Regions from separate parts of the Homo sapiens genome. Here region 1 is linked to region 2. Evidence: read pairs that join two places in POLR2A ChIA-PET (ENCODE). Cell type or tissue: Caco-2. All regions are shown on one strand. Each heading gives the region's core, and the rest is flanking DNA. Links, peaks and the distances in the headings are about the cores only.

Region 1 (2,904 bases), core at 160-2,659, 540 kb before region 2:
ACATCAAACATGTTTCTTTATCGTGTAATGCCTAACATATTTAATTCATGACTTCCAGCAAAATAATTTTTATTTGGTAAGAAAGCAAAAAGAAAAAAAGATGCAGAAATATCAAGTGCTACAGTTTTCACTGCCTTTTATAAAATATATGGCACTGTTGTCAGATGGCATTGCGGCAGGTGCACGTCACCCTGTTTCGATGAGAAGCCTCTACGAAATGCATCTGTATATACACACACACTCCAAACCGTGGAGATCACAGGAATGAAAAGCAACTGAATTTAATTTTAAAAACCAAAAGGAAAATGGGCTTCTATCTGGAATGAAAAAACACAACTTCATTTGTCAACTCCTTGGACAGATTTGACATTTTTGGAAAATGAGGGTAAATGTTTAGGCAGGTTTTCCCCTTCTTTTGAAATAATCTGTTCTGCATAAGGGGATTTGAACAAAGGCAACAGTGCGGGACATTTGTTCTAGCAGAAGAACTGAGATAAAGAGGTTTAATATGCTTGGGGTTATGAGTTCACTTTTACTAATGGAACCTGCCGGTGAGGCGGTGGCAGGAGGGGATGGTCCCGAGTGGGCTGGCTGCTGCTGGTGGACGAAACCCCTTAGCATATGTTCTTGATGAACTCCTAAAATTAGTCTCCTGCAAGGCTACATGTAGGGCGGGTCATCAACAAATGACAGAGGGGCCAAAGCTTCCTTGAACCAGCTACAAGTAAAATTGTTCAGAAGGGAAGCAGCTCTCAAAGCTGTTTGTCCAGCCAGGCCTTTGGGAGCACACAGACTAACTTCCAAGTCTTTATCTAACTTGTAAAAGAAATGCAGTTGAAATCCACTGTGAGACATCATGTTTCACCCAGCAGAGGGGCAAAAAGATGAAAACACCACCACTAACAAGGGCATTATAGGAGCAAGGGCGATATGGCAATTATCTTTTTTTTTTTTTCCTTTTTTTAGACGGAGTCTTGCTCTGTCATCCAGGCTAGGGTGCAATGGCGCAATCTCAGTTCACTGAAACGTCTGCCTCCTGGGTTCAAGTGATTCTCTTGCCTCAGCTCCTGAGTGGCTGGGATTACAGGTAAGTGCCATCATGCCCAGCTAATTTTTGTATTTTTAGTAGAGACAGGGTTTCACCATGTTGGTCAGGCTGGTCTCGAACTCCTGACCTCAGTTGATCCACCTGCCTTGGCTTCCCAAAGTGTTGGGATTATAGGCATGAGCCATCATGCCCAGCCTGGCAATTATCTTTTGAAAGTGCAGATGCAAAAAAAAAAAAAAAAAAAAAGAAGAAAGTGCAGATGCAAACACTCTTTGACCTAACAATCTACTCTGAGGCATTCATTCTAAAATATCCTGATAGCTACACAGGTACACACCCATGATGGTGCAAGGGATGCCTTGCGGAGCTGTTTGTAATAGCAAACAATTGGACATAAGCTGCATATCCACCCACGGAGGCTCATTCACTATGGCCCATCCATGCAATGTGTGGTGTGCCATGCAATGGTTTAGAAGGATGAGACAAACTTCTAAGAGAAAAGAGGTGCACAAAACTATTCAAAGTATGGTACAAGCTGTGTAATAAGAAAATGAGGCCAGAGGCCCATGGATGTCCTTGTCTATGCAAGAGTGCGTGACAAATGGGTGACAGTGGCTCCAGGGGTCCAGAGGGAGGGAGGCATCTCATCAGATGCCCTTTTAGGTATCAAGGTTACCTATTAAAAATAAATATATTTTTAAAGGCTTTGGTCACCAATGAGAGGATAGGAAGGTGGAAGAAAGGTGGAAGAAGGAAACCAGCTACCATTTTTTTTTTTTTGAGACGGAGTCTTACTCTGTCGCCCAGGCTGGAGTGCAGTGGCACGATCTCGGCTCACTGCAAGCTGCACCTCCCGGGTTCACGTCGTTCTCCTGCCTCAGCCTCCTGAGTAGCTGGGACTACAGGCACCCACCGCCATGCCTGGCTAATTTTTTGTAGTTTTAGTAGAGATGGGGTTTCACCGTGTTAGCCAGGATGGTCTCAATCTCCTGACCTCGTGATCCGCCTGTCTCGGCCTCCCAAAGTGCTGGGATCACAGGCTTGAGCCACTGGCCCGGCCACCATTACCATTTCTTGGGCAAGAAAGGAAGTTTGGAGGGAAGCAGAGGCTGGGGACCTTTCTCGCCTGAATCAAGGTTCTTGTCCTTACCCCTGCCACCCCACAGGCTCTGTCTGGTGAGTGTGGCTTTAAGAGCTGGCCCTTGCTCCTAGACAGGAGTCTCTCACAGGAGATAACCATGTTTTGGTATGTTCTGGTGCCTGGATGGTTCCTCCCTGTTTCCCATCCTCCAGGAGGGGCACCTCTCTGGTATCTAGGTGGGGGCGCTTTCTTTGGAAAGAGAATAACTGTGGTTGTGCAGAGCAGGCCCAGGGGCCCTGGTGGCAGAGGGAAAGTCCAGTCTCATGGGCCGGCAAGGGATCTGTGGGGACAGCATGTGGCTGAGGGACATTATAGACACTAAGCAGATCCCATGCCACCGTATTCTTGGGATGGAGGCAGGTGGAGGCAGGGAGTTGGCAGAATTAAAGCCCAGCTCTGGAAAAATGTCCCACCTACATCCCAGTCTCTCTTCCTCTATTCTCCGGCCAGCCCAGTGTTCTAGGCCACAGGAGAGCGAGCTCCCTAAATGTGTGCATTTCATCTGAACAATCACCTTTGTAGGCACTAATATCAAGAAAATTACGGACTCAGAGCAAATTTCTGTGTCTACAAGGTGTTCCTTGCACGATTATTCTCCCAAATCTCATGCCGGATACAACCTCAATGGCCAGGAATAGGGGGATGGTTAAATAAATTATGACAGATCCACACAGTGGAGAAAAACACAGCCATTAATATAATAGCTATTTAGAGT
Region 2 (2,904 bases), core at 191-2,690:
AGAGACAGACACTCACTCATTCAGTCCTTTTTTTTTTTTTTTCCAGAGATGGGGTCTTGTCCAGGCTGGAGTGCAGTGGTGCATTCATAGCTCACTGCAACTGCTACCTCCTAGATTCAAGCGATCCTCCCACTTTTAGCCTCTTAAGCAGCTGGGACTACAGGCATATGCCATCGTACCTACCTGATTTTTCTCTTTTTTTGTAGAGATGGGGGTCTCACTATGTTGCCCAGGCTGGTCTAGAACTCCTGGCCTCTAGGGGTCCTCCCATCTCAGCCTTCTGATGTGCTAGGATTACAAGTGTGAGCCACCACTCCTGGCCCCATTCATTCATTCATTCATTCACTCAGTCACTCATACATTCAACTGCCATTTCCTGAGCACCTACTGTGTGCCCAGCACTGTGCTAGATGCTGAAGGTACAACAGTGAGCCATGCAAGCACAGCAGGGGACACTAGGGGAAGTTCTGCAGGGGACCCACACACAAGCAGCGTCCCAGCCACTCTGGGACACAGAGACAGGCTTTCCCTAGGAAGTGGCATCTGAGGAGGCCTGGAGGTTGAGTAGACATCATACAGGTTGGGGCGTGAGGGAAGGGTGCTCCTGGCAGCAGGAACAGTGTGCACAAAGGGGCTGGGGAGAGTGGGGCTGAAGGGAGCACAGACAGGCCAGCACTTGGAGGGAAGTTGGGGGCAGGTGCAGGCCAAGCTGGGTGGTTGGCAGAGCCAGATCTGGAGGGTACCTGACTGGAGCTGGCGGGCCAACGGGGAGCCTATCACTGTACCTAGGAGATGGTGAAGAGGAAGGGGGTGGTGCTGGCAGAAAAGAGAGGAGTGGGGGGATTCCAGAGAATCCAGGAATGGCATTTCCAGGGCTCCACGACTGGGCACTGGGGGAAAGGTCTGTTTCTGATGTCTGGTCGGTCTCTGGCTTGGATGGATAGTGGCGCCATGGATGGATGGTGAGCTGAGAGGAGGGCACTCCCGGGGAGGATGGCGATGGGCATCAGGTAAACCCAGGCAGGCGTCCCAGGCAGGACTTGCCTTTGCGCTCCCAGGTCCCCCTGCCTCCCTCTGGCTCCGTCCTTCTGCCCTCTACTCCCCTCTGCCCTGAGGACACCTGAGAGCTGAGGAACCCCACTGCCCTCTGGAACCCACACCCGGGGAGGGCACAGGCGAGGTGGCACCTCCCCTGGCCACCAGGCTGCGCAGCCAAGGCCGTTTCTGATCAGCCTGCATGCCTCCCTCTGGGCAGATGCAGCTGCCCTACTGCTCTTAGGGGGCATCTGCTGGGGTCCTTGCCCTTTCCTCTGCCCTGGACCCCTCTCAAAAAGGGGCCTACGTGCCTCCTGGAGCCTCCAGCCTGGGCTCAACTGTGGGGACCTGGGAGACTCAGTTCCCCTCTCTGTCCCCCGCTCGCTCCCCCAGGCCACCTTGAACAAAGAATCCTGCAGGTGCTGACAGAGGCTGGCTCCCCGGTGAAACTTGCCCAGCTGGTGAAGGAATGCCAAGCACCCAAGAGGGAGCTCAACCAAGTCCTCTACCGAATGAAAAAGGAGTTGAAAGTCTCCCTCACATCCCCTGCCACCTGGTGCTTGGGCGGGACTGATCCTGAAGGCGAGGGTCCTGCAGAGCTGGCCTTGTCCAGCCCTGGTAACTGCCACCCCGGGGAGGCGGGTCTGACCCTGCAGGGAGCATCCTGGCAATGGACAAGCACAGATTTGAGCCTGGGTTCGAATCTGAACTCTGCCACATGGGAGCTCACAGGTTTCCTCTCTCTGTGCCTTGGTTTCTTTTTCTGGTTGATGGAGCTCACAGCAGGGCTGCTTGGTAGGGGTTGCTGAGAGGAGGCCCTGCGTCAGGCTCAGCCCAGCCCTGCACACAGGAGGTACTCTGCAGAACACTAACAATTATAATAGAAAATCATCATGATGGAGACAGCAATGACGCCATGGTCCCAATCACAGAACATATGCAGTCCCACCAGCCCCCCTTTTCTAGCTTTACAGCCCACAGCCAGAAGGAGCTGCCATTTATCATGCACTTAAGATTAGCCAGGCACTGTTTTGGGGTTCACCCAGCCCTCACACAACCCCAGGAGGCAAAGGAGGCTGAGCCCCGGAGAAGTTAATCGGCAGGAAGCCGCAGCTGCCAGGGCGCAGGCAGGATTTGAAGTCAAGTGTGTTGAACTCTGGAGTCTGAGTTTGCAACTACCGGCATTGCCACTTACCCCTAGGGAGCTGCCCACCTTTGTGGGGTGGAGGCCTGGTGCTGTCTTCTGTCCCCCACCCCTCTGACCCATCTTTCTTTCTGCAGCCGAGAGGCCCCAGCAACATGCAGCTACAATTCCAGAGACCCCTGGCCCTCAGTTCAGCCAACAACGGGGTAAGTTTTTGCATGTCCCTTCAGTTCCCGGGACACAGGATCCCACTCCCCAGGAACCCCAGGCCCTCCTTGAGGGTACAAGATCTCACCAGTGTTCAGGGGCCCTGTCCCACCCACCAGGCAGCTCCCATACAGTGTTCAGAGCCAAGACCCAGCCCTCACAGTGGGAGAATCTGAATGGCTGAGCAGTGATTTCTCCAGTCAGACAATAGCTGACCCTCACCATGCACCCGCCACATGCCAGGCCCAGCGCAGAGCACTCTGTGCACATCCCCCACCCTCAGGGCACCTCTGCGGTGCGTCATGATGACCCCGTTATCATGACACCCATTTTACAGATGAGGAAACCAGGCCTTGAGGGGCTGGGTCCAGGGCCACACAGCTAGGAAGCGGTGGGGCAGATGCAAACCCTAGGACTACTCCCTAACCACCTGGCCATCCTGCCTCCCAGAGGAAGACATCTACAGGTTTCTCAAAGACAATGGTCCCCAGAGGGCCCTGGTCATCGCCCAAGCACTG

What was found. Peaks named below come from ENCODE experiments on the same cell type or tissue, not always from the same donor. Only the 100,000 strongest peaks of a DNase experiment are listed, where the experiment ranks them.
Region 1: POLR2A ChIA-PET joins it to region 2 with 22 read pairs; 2 of 35 experiments call an interaction of 5 or more read pairs at or near these places.

The regions. Positions count from the first base shown.
Region 1 is chr20:58,157,574-58,160,477 of GRCh38, reverse strand. The region is part of intron 3 of CIMIP1 (ciliary microtubule inner protein 1); the gene reads right to left. It overlaps LOC107985434 (a long non-coding RNA gene), which reads left to right and starts at 1,047. Exons shown (of 3, transcript XR_001754692.2): 1 at 1,047-1,087. In Caco-2, for the core only: no CTCF peak of the experiment used is centred there; no DNase peak of the experiment used is centred there.
Region 2 is chr20:57,614,993-57,617,896 of GRCh38, reverse strand. It overlaps ZBP1 (Z-DNA binding protein 1), which reads left to right. Exons shown (of 8, transcript NM_030776.3): 2 at 1,429-1,653; 3 at 2,317-2,385; 4 at 2,837-2,904. Among named protein-coding and RNA genes, the nearest start is that of ZBP1, 4.0 kb to the left of the region's middle. In Caco-2, for the core only: no CTCF peak of the experiment used is centred there; DNase peaks (open chromatin) are centred at 556, 1,166 and 1,616.